Regions from separate parts of the Homo sapiens genome. Here region 2 is linked to region 1. A link is a contact called in ENCODE Hi-C or POLR2A ChIA-PET data. All regions are on one chromosome and are shown on one strand. Each heading gives the region's core, a stretch centred on a gene start or an enhancer-like site at or near the end of the contact. The rest is flanking DNA. Distances are from core to core; before and after follow the strand shown. Region 1 holds the start of LOC124904933 (a long non-coding RNA gene). Region 2 has its middle 50 kb from the start of CYP24A1.

What was found. Hi-C counts contacts between places; a loop is a spot of excess contacts on that map. ChIA-PET counts read pairs that join two places held with the same protein, here RNA polymerase II (POLR2A). Pooled maps may share reads with other maps.
Region 2: a map of PC-9 shows a loop between it and region 1 (4-fold over the local background). The contact joins two enhancer-like sites. A Hi-C loop is called at or near these places in 1 of 168 maps with a recorded cell type or tissue (PC-9) and 1 of 50 pooled maps. POLR2A ChIA-PET finds 5 or more read pairs at or near these places in 1 of 52 experiments (HepG2).

The regions. Positions count from the first base shown.
Region 1 is chr20:53,736,489-53,743,021 of GRCh38, reverse strand. It overlaps LOC124904933 (a long non-coding RNA gene), which reads right to left and starts at 6,259. Exons shown (of 2, transcript XR_007067660.1): 1 at 4,164-6,259; 2 at 1,222-2,618. RefSeq lists a silencer at 2,158-2,452 and enhancers at 4,727-5,630, 5,631-6,533. Within about 2 kb of position 2,526, at least 9 of the 41 ENCODE cell types and tissues checked have a DNase peak (open chromatin) inside an H3K27ac peak, as active enhancers do.
Region 2 is chr20:54,120,824-54,127,356 of GRCh38, reverse strand. No RefSeq gene overlaps it. Among named protein-coding and RNA genes, the nearest start is that of CYP24A1, 50 kb to the left of the region's middle. RefSeq lists an enhancer at 2,998-3,803. Within about 2 kb of position 3,721, at least 18 of the 41 ENCODE cell types and tissues checked have a DNase peak (open chromatin) inside an H3K27ac peak, as active enhancers do.

The DNA.
Region 1 (6,533 bases), core at 1,277-3,776:
GGCTACATTCATCGATCCTGGAAACCCATGAAAAATTAAGCCATATTAGAACACTGAAAACAGCAATTTAGCTCACATGGCAACACGAATCAATTTCCAAGAGCCAATCCCCAGTTTACCTATCTGTAAATATCACATTCAAACATGGAAGCTTCTTACTTTAACAATGTATTCTACTTGCAATTTTGCCAATAACATATATGTGAGGTGGGGTGATGTGCATGTCTGTAGTCCCAGCTACTCCAGAGGCTGAGGCAGGAGGATCACTTAAGCCCAGGAGGTCGAGGCTGTAGTGAGCCATGATTTTGCCACTGCACTCCAGCCTGGGCAACAGAGTGAGACCCTGTGTCAATAAATAAATAAATAAGTGCAAAATGCTTATCGGAATAAATAAATAAATAAAATAATATATATGAAAAATAATGTTTGTCTTCTGGAAAACCATTTTTTTCATTATTTTGGAAATTTCCCTAGCATATACTTTTGGTTTTTAGATAAGCATTTATATGTAGTTTCAATAAAGCTGATGAGGCAGAAAAGGTTTTTCCTTTGTTGTAAATTCAGGATATAAACATTTTCAAGTTTTGGCGGAAAAAAAGGAGAAAGGGGGAACACAAATTTTAAAAACTTTGTTTTGTTTTTAATTTTCCTGGACCCCTAATAGATTCAGTTATCTAATAACTATTATTACTTTTGACATTTTAGTTTTGTTTTTCCTGGTCAGCATCACATTTTTAAAATGAGGCATTTTTCTAGCCAGGCGTGGTGGCTCACACCTGTAATCCCAGCACTGTGGGAGGCCGCGGCTGGTGGATCACTTGAGGTCAGGAGTTCGAGACCAGCCTGGCCAACATGGAGAAACCCCATCTCTACCAAAAAGACAAAAATTAGCCGGGCGTGGTGGTACAGGCCTGTAGTCCCAGCTACTTGGGAGGCTGAGGCACAAGAATGGCTTGAACCTGGGAGGTGGAGATGCAGTGAGCTAAGATCACACCACTGCACTCCGGCCTGGGCTACAGAGGGAGACATCACCTCAAAAAAAAAAAAAAAAAAGGTATTTTTGGAGCAGGACATATGTGAGATTAAGAGCACGGGCTAGGATAATCTAGATCAAAAATCTGTAAAGGTTTTTGTAAAGAGTAAATTTTTGGGTTTCATGGGTCATACAGTGTCTGCTATTACAGCTGAAAAACAGCCACAGGCCATATATAAGCAAATAAGTCTAGGTTCCAATAAAACTTTATTTACAAAAACACATACTGAGCAGAATTTGGCCCTCAGGCGGTCATTGCTAACCCCTGATCTAGAATTATATTCTATCTCCATTTTCTAGCTGGGTGATCTGAGCCTCCACTCATCTATAAAACGGAGATAATAATTATACTACCTCATTAGATTCAGAGGGTGAAATGGATCTGTGTATAAAATACTTATTCCATGTAGGAGTTCAATAAACATTACCTGTTATTATCGTTTTCCTTTTTTTTACAGTAGGAAAATGAAGCAATCTGCCCAAGTCATGAAATTAGGAGGTGTCACACTCTACTGCACAGCCTCCAGAGGAGGTTTCCATTGCCCGATTTAATTTGATCTTAGCTTAGCTTTTGACTAAAAATGCCTTTTCCCTCTTTCCTAAGCAATTCCTTTCAAGGCAAAGTCATCAGAAAGAAAGAAGAAAAGAAAAAAAGAAAGAGAGAGAAAGAAAAAGAAAGAAAGAAGAAAGAAAAAGAAAGAAAGAAAGAAAGAAAGAAAGAAAGAAAGAAAGAAAGAAAGAAAAAGAAAGAGGGAGAGAGAAAAGGACAACGACAGAGATCTGTAAATGACCACAATTGATTAAACTCTTCGGGGAGAGAGATAATAACTCTGCCCTGCAAGTGTTTCTTCTGCCCAATCTCATCCCCTTTTTGGAGAAAGAAATTGTCCCCCAAGATTGTCCCATTTTGTCCTAAGGCTGGGGCTGGCCTGGAGAGAGCCTCTGAAGGCTTATCATGAAGCTACTTCCTTTAGGATACGGCACCATGATCACTGTGGCAAAACCCACCTTTATTTTCTCCATTAGGTAACATCACAGAGAAAAAAAAAGATCTCATGGGATTTTGCCTTTTTTTTCTTTTGGACATTTTTATTGTGTCTGGGTTTTCCACTCAAGTTTTTAGGATTTCTGGCATCAGACACTTGCCTTTGTCTCCCATTTCTTTGTGGTGATTGCCAAATGCCCACATACTATTTACACCTCCCATTCTCTCTAGGGTTTCTAATGCCTCTCTTTCTTATGACTAGCATTTCTTCCTAAACCTTTGCCTCTTTTTTCCTAAGCAGCAGGAGAGCTCCCAGAGTCTCAAGATAAACAGTAAACAAGATTGTGCATTTCAATGACAAATACAACAGGCAACCTATTTTTTCATCCCCACGTCATTTTTAACTTGGGGATGGTTACTTCTTCGGTTTTCCTTCTCTGAACATTGTCAGGCCCTGTTCCTCTTTCGTTTTGGTCTTGTTGCAATCTCTTCGTGAATTAATGTTTCAGTGAGTGTACTTGTGACAAGGCATATGGAGCGGGCCTCCTCTTTAACTCAAATTTCCTTCTTCCCAGGCACAACAGAAATTTGCTGTACACACTGCAAGACAAAGAACAAAAAGACCTCACTCGCTGAGCGAAAAGATCCAGTCGTATACATGATTTCACCGGGTTTCCAACTGTATAATGAAATCGAACTCCTCCCTCGGGAGGGGGTTCCCTCCCCCACCTACTGCACACACAAAATTCTACCCACTTCTTTCCAAGGACACACTTTGTTCTAAATCCCCAGTGGCTTTACTCCTGCACACAAAAAAAGAGCAGAAGTCTGCACCTAAGTTGTAAGCGTGAGCTGCGATCTTTCTCTGAGCCCAAGATGAAAGGAGTAGATGGAAAGGAATTACTCAGTGTGAAGTATGCATTTGTAATAAGCAGGCATGGGATGCTATGTAGTGATCTTGACATGGCTGATAGGGGATGAGGAGGTGAGGATGGGATAGACTTTTTCTTTTCATTTTCATGAATCTCTTACTCTCAAGCTGAAGGAGAGACTAAAAACCACAGGAAAGGGCACGAGTTTATTATCACAGATTTTTAATGGGTTAATAATGTTCTGCTTAAAACCCTCGTTTTAAAAAAAAAGTTAATTCGATCCATTTTTCTTTGGATTACAGCAACTTTAGGACAGGTGTGGTGTAATAGGAGTCGCTTTCAGAAAGGAGTGAGTGTGTTTGAGCAGAGAATCACTGGGTACACACCAGACTACTTATTGTAGCACTGTTTGTAGAAGCAAACACTGAAAGCCACCAAAAAGTCTGTGAAAAAGGGCAAGTGAAATACATTAAGGAATACCATTTAAAGAAATACTATGCCACCACTTAAAACATCAAGTTTTTCTAACACAGAGTGCTGTCCAAGAGATTTAAGTGGAAAATGCAAGCTGAAAGATACTTGTGTAAAGACAAAGAAAGGTGTGAGCGTTCGATATGCATATATGCTGATCTATGCGTGGACTATTTCTGGCATGAGACACTACAAACTGCTAATAGTCATTGTCTGCGGGGGAGGAGGGAGACCCACCCTTCCCCACAAGCCCTATAATTTGAATTTTCCCCAGGAGCATGTATGACATGGTTCCCCAAAATTTATAGCTCACTAGAAAAATACCTACATTGGAAATTGTCCATGATCGATACTCAAAGTGAAAAAAGCAAGTTGTATAACAGTGTCTATAAATATGATACCAGTGGTGTATTTAAAACAAAGCATGTGTATTTGTATATGTGCATTTTATGGAAAACGTCTGGAAAATATGTTTCACACTGTTAAAAAGTAGTTATTAGCTATCTCTGGTGAGATCATGAGCTGCGTGGGAGTGAGCAAAAGGAATGAGGAACTTCAACTCCTTTACCTTAATTTTATACTGTTTGAACGTTTTAAAGAGATTAGGTATGACTTCTATTTTAATTTTTAAAAACTAAACTGAGAAAATTATGTAAAGAAATGGTCACAGGAAATGGTCAAATACTGGCCCACGATACATGAGAAATGCGTGCCCTGTCTTTCCAGAGAAATCGAGCTCCCAAAAACGTTTGCGGTAAATCCCTGCTTTTTGGCTCCTCAATAATGGGATATTATACTGTACCTTATTGAGTACATTGGAGTTTTTTTCCCTTCCCTTAAATGCTATTTGCTGAAACTGCTCAAAAAGACTTTCCGAGGTGGCCCCGTTGGTGTCTTTGTTCCAGCCCGCCCGCCCCGAAAGGCAGGAGTCTCTCTGCCTTCAAGGAGCTGGAAACGCAGTCACAGCTCTCTCACTACAGAGGCCGGGCTTGTGGCAAACCAGGAGTCGTATTTGTGTTTACTTTCCTGCCTTGCGCAGTTGAGCTGCACTTGAGTGACTCCCATTAACAAGCATGAAGTTACTTAATGGCCTTGCCTGTCTGCTGTTTTCTGTTACGCTGCCATCCTGTGAACGGCCTTCTGTGTAAGTCACATTTGACAGTCTGCGTCTCAAATATGCTCTGAGAGTTGGAAAAGCCTCTCAGACAGCGTTTTCAAATGGGATCCCATGGAAATAGCCTCTTGCTTCTCAATTAGCTCGAAGAAGGCCCCCCACCCCCGTTACGTTTTCTTCTGCCTTAGGCATGTGTGAAAATGATGCGGGAAAAAGAGACACTTCGGAGATCATTTTCAAAGTCCTTATGTGAATCCTAGTTTCTAGGTGCTTACACTGCAATTCACCTACTGAAATAAACATATTTGGCAAATAGACATGATCTGCTTTCTGGGATTGATAGCAAACACTGAAGATCAAATAACAGCCCTAATCATTTCTGCATGTGCAGTTTTCAGGCGGTTCCCAGTCCTGTGACCGGGAACAAAGTTTACAGTTTATCAAACTTGCAGTAGTTCTGGGCTTTGCTCTCTTCTGGGCAGCGTTCTCTTGCTCCCGCGATGTTCTGTTTGAAGTCCTCTGCCCACTCCCCAAATTTTAACATGTAATTTATGACCTTATTATTTTATTCAGGAGGGAAGGATCAAGTGTGGAAGCCAAAATTATCCAAATAAGGATGGTGCTGGAACAACCTATGATCTGAAACTGGGGGGTGGGGGGCACGCCCCGTCTACCTCTGAGGCAGCTGGAATGTCTGCTAATTTTGATCACTTGAAAATATAATGGCTGCGTCTGCAGGTATTTCGGAGAGATCATTTAGATTCCTTTAAATGTAGGTGAAATGTTACAATAGAACAGGAATGGACTGTCTCTTGAGATGAAAAAGGGAACCACTGGCTATTGTCTGACCTCCCCAGTGCCTGATTGACTAGTAGAAATCACATCTCCATGGGAACAGATAAATGTCTGCTTTTCATGGCGTGAAATAACCAACTTAGCCCGCAAAGCCTCACCAACCTAGCACTTTATCTGGGCGGCTGTAAGCAGCCTCTCCCTTTTCATGTTCAGCCAAATTATCTGCCAGAATTTCTTTTCAAGTCTAGGGGAAGGGAAAAAAAAAAGGGAGTTTCCTCCCTCCATCCCCCCTCTGTATGGAGTTAATTACTGTATTTTCATCTGGGAGGGTGAAAAAATACACACGGAGCTGAAATAGCACATGAAACAACGGCTGACATGGGCTATCTGCCTGTTGTTGATTAGCTTTTGGTGATTTTTGTAAAAAGTATTGAGGTCTGCTGCTGTATTTGAGAAATGTCAGGAGGGTCAGGATGCAGCCTGAGAGGCAGGTCCTGGGGATGGTTGTTTTTTGTTTGTTTGTTTGTTTACTGTTGTGCCAGCATTTGGCTGTGTGACCTTAGAAAAGTGGACGCCAGCTCTGTTTTGTGATCTGAGAAAGGAAGGTAAGGGGAAGGATATTGTGATCCGAGAAAGGAAGGTAAGGGGAAGGATAAAAAAACAAATGCCGGAGAGTATCAGGTATCTGCCTCCCCTCCCCCTAGAAGCCCCAACATCTGCCATTTTAACTTTCTGATCACTGATCCAATGCTCTCTGCCAGCAAAATTAGAGAACAGCTCTCAGGAGAGCAGGGGCTTTCTCCGGTGGTTTCAGACACTTCAGCTTCTGTTCCTGGTTAAAAATACCACCGGAAGCAGCATTTTCTGATGATATTACAACACTTCCAGTCCAGCTTCTGAATCAGAGGAAAAAAAGAAATGAAAGGGGAAAAAAATAAAAAGAAAAGAATGCAGGTGAAATATACAGAGATATTTATCCATCCACCTATTTTTCAACACACGAAGTTGAGCTCTTAGGAGGAAAATGTCTTAGCCTGTTTGGTTCTAAAACTGGGCACAAGAATGTGTGCGGGTTCTTTATTTTATTGGAATCCATTTGCCCGTTCCTATTATTCCCTGCTTTGTCCTTGGAGCTATTTGCTCCTTTGTCTTTCTCCTCTTCCTCAGCACCTCCACCCACCCACCCACCCAACAAGTCTGAGCAGGAAAAGTGTAAAGCCCAGTGAACTGCAAACCTACTAGGCATTTTTCAAAAGAGTCCAG
Region 2 (6,533 bases), core at 2,472-4,971, 380 kb before region 1:
CCTATGTCCCAAAGCTAGTTTCATCTGCAGTGACCTGAGAGATTGTTAGATAATGTCACAGTGTCCTCTGCTGTTTCCTAAATGTGGATTGGGATAATTAATTACTGAATATTGTGGTGAACGTCTTGATACACCTCAAGTAAGGAACAAGCTGCACACACAGCCGACTCCTCCAAGGAAACCCATATAAGGGCAACATTCCTGGCCTTGAGAACATCAAAATTTCTTTGCCCTCTCCTCTCTGTCCACCTGAGCCAACTCTGTAATATTCTATATGGGGTGAGGAATTCATTCCCGACCTAAAGATGATCAGCTCTTGAGATGAAATGTGCCAGATGAACATCCCTGCATTACCTCATCCTCCTTAGCTACCAGCTTTGCAAACCTCAAGGGATGATGTAGCCCTTAGTGAAATGCACCCCAGAGCACTACCTCCATGACCTCCATGACCATTTCCAGGCTGCTTTCAGTTATGGACCACCTTTTTTTTTTTTTTTTTTTTTTTAGTTATGGACCACTTTAAACACATGTGTTTTTTTCATTTTTTTCTCTGAGTGTTCTTCAACCTTCAGACACATATTGGCAACAATTAAAACACATATATCAATACCTTTTTGGGGGCAGAGAAATTAGAAGGTGCCAGTTTAAACTCAAGTCTCTTCCTTCACCTCCTTTCCTCAAATGTCATCATCTTTCCAAAATTCCATGCTGCTAAAGACATGACCAAGATACGGTTTCACATTTTAAAAAATAAAATGTGGGTCAGGCGCGGTGGCTCACACCTGTAATCCCAACACTTTGGGAGGCCAAGGTGGGCGAATCACCTGAGGTCGGGAGTTCGAGACAGCCTGACCAACATGGAGAAACCCCGTCTCTACTAAAAATACGAAAGCAGTCAGGTGTGGTAGCGCGTGCCTGTAATGCCAGCTACTTGGGAGGCTGAGGCAGGATAATTGCTTGAACCCAAGAGGCGGAGGTTGTGGTGAGCCGAGATGGTGCCACTGCACTCCAGCCTGGGCAACAACAGCAAAACTCCATCTCAAAAAAATAATAATAATAAAATTAAATTAAATTAAATTAAAATTAAAATGAAATAAAACGTGACTTGTTTCCTCAAACTAAAGATGTGCAGATCACAGATTGTTAAATCTTAGCTTGACACATCTTACCAGCAATTTTTAAAAATTATACACACACACACACACACACACACACTCCTTTTCCTTGATCCAAATGTCCGCACTATTTATTAAGAAGAAAATAAAATTATTATAAATATATATATACATTCTAACTCCAAAAGCATGAAGAGTGTAATGCATGACAAATAATTAGAATCATCAAGTCCACATGGATCTCAACAGGATTATATGTTCAGAAAACTCGTAAATGCATGTGAAGGAAGTGTAATCATCCACTGAAGTAGGTACTTTCATTATCCCCCTTTTACAGATGAGGAAACCAAGACAGAGGCAGAAGTAACCTACCCAAAGATACACAGTAGGTAAGTGGCAGAGCTGGGGCTCAGACCCCAGCAGTCAGGCTCCGAAGCCACACGTGTAATGACTACATTATAATGCTTTACTCCAGACAAGTGGTAAATAAAAGGATTTATTGAGCACCTACTATGTGCCGTGCACTGTGCTTATTGTGGGGAGTGTAATATGGACAGAAAAGCAGACACAGTTCCTGCCTCAGGAGAATGCTGGTCTTCCAACATCACCCAACCAGGAGTCCTACAAGGAGCTGTCAGCGCCTTTAGAGGGGCTTTTGTTCCAATTAGAAATGAAAGTCTGCTCTTTTTCTTTGAGACAAGGTCTTGCTGTGTTGCCCAGGCTGGAGTGCAGCGGCACAATCACAGCTCACTGCAGCCTCGACCTCCTGGGCTCAAGGGAGCCTCCTGCCTCAGCCTCCTAAGGTAGCTGGGACTACAGGTGCACTCCACCATGCCCTGCTAATTTTTAAGTTTTGTGTAGAGATGGGGTCTCACTATGTTGCCCATGCTGGCCTTGAACTCCTGGGCTCAAGCGATCCTCCCACCTCAGCCTCGTCAAGTGCTGGGATTACAGGCAGGAGCTACCATGCTGGCTCTTTGCTTTTTAGGGCTGCTCATACAGAGACCCATGAATGGGATGCCCTCTTTTGAGGATGACATTTTAAAGAGCATCTCATTGGCCCAAATTTGCAAACGATTTGAAGCACATGCTCCTCGCAGTTCATAATTCCCCTTTCGGGATCTCAGGGCACACACAGGACCTCCTCTCCATTTCTCTTGCGGTGCTTAGAAAATGAAAGCTACATTCCTCCCTTCAACAGCCCCAAACAGTACACTATCCACTTAACCAGTTACAGGATGGAACCACCTCAATGTATCAAGTAAATAACCTCAAGTAGATAAACTCTGAAATCCTTTGGAGTGATTAGCCTTAGAAGAACGTCAGGAATAAATTCATTTATTGATGAGGCCATAAAAAGCATACACTCCATTAAAGGTTATTCATTTCTACAATCTTAGGGCTATTTAATTCAGGATCAGAATTTCACAGGGCCTACAAAAATGGTTAAGACCTGGCCTGGCGGGGTGGCTCACGCCTGTAATCCTAGCACTTTGGGAGGCCGAGGTGGGCGGATCACTTGAGGTCAGGAGTTCAAAACCAGCCTGGCCAACACGATGAAACTCCATCTCTAATAAAAATAAAATAAAAAAATTAGCCAAGCGGGCACCTGTAATACTAGCTACTTGGGAGACTGAGGCAGGAGAATCGCTTCAACCCGGGAGACAGAGGCTGCAGTGAGCCGAGATCGTGCCACTGCACTCCAGCCTGGGTGACAGAGCAAGACTCCGTTTCAAAAAAAAAAAATGGTTGAGACCGGAAAACAAAATATTTCTAACATGTGAAAAGGAAATATCAATATCACATATAATAGATGTTTAATAAAGTATCTGCAAAGCAGAAAACTATGTCCATAATCAACTGCATACATATACATATGTGTATATGTATGTGTGTGTGTGTGTGTAAATATGATTTTGTGTGGGATGTGGTTGAAATCAAATCTATTAGAGTATGCAGTAGAACATTCAGATATAAGAACAACATGAGTTTGAAGAAAAGAAATTTGTGAAGAATAGTCAGGAAGTCTAAAACTTAACTGTATGTTGCATTAGGCTTCCGAAGAGCAACCCAAAGCAATTATTTTATCTTTCCTGCTCTTGGAATTTTTAAATGTTTCTTTCAATTACTTGTCTGAAGTGAGTGGCCCATTTTGCAAGGTAGCGTTCCCTTGAATTCATGCCCCGGGTATTTACTGAGTGCCTACACTGTTGAATGACAGTCACATTCCTCGTCAAGGCTTACGTCTAATCAACATCTTCAAAGCCCTGCTTGGTCTGCTCTGGCACCAGGAAGCAGAGACAAAATCAACAGTGTCTCCTTACCTGACTGGCTTTGGCAAGAGGCAACATGACTTTGCATTCCCCAGGGAGGAATGTTGCCCTCGCCCAAGAGCGAATACAGCCGGGTGAACCTGCTCACCTCTCAGCGCCCTCCCTCTGGTCTGAGTGATTCAGAGGGAGACCTGCCACGTTAGTGCTCCTGACTGGGTTTGGTGAGCCTGAGAAACAGGCAGCTTGCCCTTTGATGTGTCTAGACACAGCGATGATTCAGAGATCCCTCTCCAGAGTGCCCGTGAGGAGTGCTGGAAATGTCAGGAGGAAGAAGCCTGCCTTCATGAGGTCCCTGTTGAGCAAAGCAGGCCCCAGGCTGGACATCAATCCTCTCTAGTCACTCCCTCTCTTCCCCTGAAGGAACCAGATGATGAATCACCCACTGGAAAGGTCCACTTCTTTCCTTCCTAATAAACAAAATACAACTTTCAAACCCCATTGAAAAAGGAACCAGGCCTAGTTCCCTCTAACAATACCTGTTTACCTATTGATTTTGCCATGGCTCAGAAAATATGTATGGTGTCCTTAGGAGGACTAAAGTGGTTTTCATATGTAACTCACATCCCCAGGTTCCTTTAGGTGTTTTCTAGAGTAGAGGACCTTAGCCTGGGGAGTAAGGGAGGCAGAGAAGGCCTGAGCATCTCTGAAAGGCCGTCAAAATGTGCATGAACGTTCGTCAGGACAGGGTTTTTAGCTGGGGATTCAAAGGTTAAGAATCTGCTAGCTCTCCAGACTAACTGAGCTCAAAGTCTTGAATTTGTACACAGGGCCAGGCAATGTTCTATACATTCATTTAATCCTCCTAAGCAAGTTACGAATTGACACTGCTATTTCCACATCCCCGTCTTACCAACTCCACATTAAGCTACCAATAACAGTGGCATAACCAGGAATCCGAACCAGGCATGCTGGCTGTAGCATTCATGCACCTAACCACCGTACTGCTTAAATAAAACACAGATAAAGTGACTTACTTATCTACATTTTAGTTGTACCTAGTCTGAGTGAGAAGTTGGGAAGAAAAAGTGACTTCGACCAAGAAGAAATGCAGAATTACCTGGGCTGTTTGTTGATCAATCCACTAGGACATTTGGCAAATTTTCCCGTGCTTACTATCTTGTGTTTTGGAGATGTGTATGCATGTGTGTGTAGGTGCGTGTGTGTGTATATGTGTGTGTATAATTTGTGACCCAAATTTTAATAGGTGAAAAATCAGTTAGATTTCTATCCTCAATTATTTTATTATAATTTAGTTTCCTATTCTAAATAATTTGAAACATGGTAACTATTTTAGTAATTTTGGGGAAGACAATGTCTGTTCAAGGACTTTTTTGATTAGCATTTTAAAGTAAACATGTTTGTTCACTAAATAGGGAAACCCACAGTCTGGGGAACTGACTTTGTCTTAAATGATGGTCTTCACCAGAAACTGAAGTTCATGAGTTTATGAGTCATCTCTGGCTCATTCTTCAAGTTTGCATTAAAAGTCAGGAGAAAAGGCTTATAATCAGGCTGGGTGTTTTGCTGCTGTTTTTCTTGTTGTTTTGCATTAAAGATGCTCAAAATGAATTGAGAAATAAAATCAGCCGTGCATAAATAATGGGCTTAGCCTCCTGGTCAGTGTCATGTGCAGAGGCAGAAATGGTTCCAGTGGCTGACTTAGTTAGGGGAAGGAGTAGTATTTGGGCATTAAAGATTTACCAAATTGTATTTTTGCAATTCTATTTTTGGGGTTCTGCTGAGCAAAAAAAAAAAAAAAAAAAAAAAAAGCCCTGCAGCTCATGAACCTGGACTCTGAACATCCTCTCTTTAGTTTACTATAAAAAGAAAACTCTTTAATAAAAAACAGTGAACAGAACTGGGATGAAAGTTTAAGGTTTTCTTTAGTCAACAGCTTTCCTGTGGTTCCTGAATTTCTGGCTGAACAAGCACAAATTGGTGAATAATGGAGGCAACCAAAGTAAAATATAGGAAACCGAAGTAAAATATTAAAATATTGTCTTTACTGAAGGTCCTTCTTCAGGATAAAGAGTTAAGAAAATGATCACACTAAGCATTCCTTACTTAGGTAAACATTGACAGGAAGTGAGGTGAGAACTACCTTGTCAGAAAATGTGTGGGATGCTGGAAGATTCTTTAATGCAAGTCACAGACTGGCAGGTTCCCAGCCAAATGTGGACCTCACATGGGCTTTTTTGGCTTGCATGATGTGTTTTAAACTTTTGAATTTGTTGACAACTTTTAAAAATTGAGGGAGTGCATTCTCAAAGTTGATATTTTTCTCTTGCCTTCAAAAGTTAGACCTGTTGCCAGTCGGGCGCAGTGGCTCATGCCTGTAATCCCAGCACTTAGGGAGGCCCAGGTGGGTGGATCACCTAAGGTCCGGAGTTTGAGACCAGCCTGGCCAACATGGTGAAACCCCGTCTCTACTAAAAATACAAAAATTAGCTGGGCGTGGTGGTGCGCACCTGTATTCTCAGCTACTTGGGAGGCTGAGGCAGAAGAATTGTTTGAACCTGGTAGATGGAGAGTGCAGTGAGCCAAGATCACACCAGTGTACTCCAGCATGGGCATCAGAGTGAGACTCCATCCCAAAAAAAAAAAAAAAAAGTTAGATCTGTCTATGGTGGGCCCACTTTCTGCTTAGCACAGCTGGCTACAGCTGAGTAACAAAGCCCCCTTGGACGGGCCAGACCCTTGGCTTGTTTGCCTGTTTCCACCATTCCGTAGAACCTCCCACCTGGTCTATCTCACTCATGCAAAGCCCTAGCTTTACCTCATACACATTTGGAATTTTCATATGTGCCATGGCTATGGACCAGTCATTTCTTCACTGCAGTTCTTATTTTATTTACTTTAAAAAAAAATGTTTTAACTTGAAAACTAAAGGTCTCTTTAGTTCTATTCAGCTGTAAAATTCTATAAGAGAAGTACTTTCCTACCCTCATGAAAAATCTCATTGGAAAGGGTGGAAAAAGAAACTAACATTATTTTCCTCATGATTTCTGGGCCTAGAAATTTCTCTAGAATACTATGATTTGCATGTCTGAATCTTTTGTTCTTCTATTTCATCCTCTTTTATTCT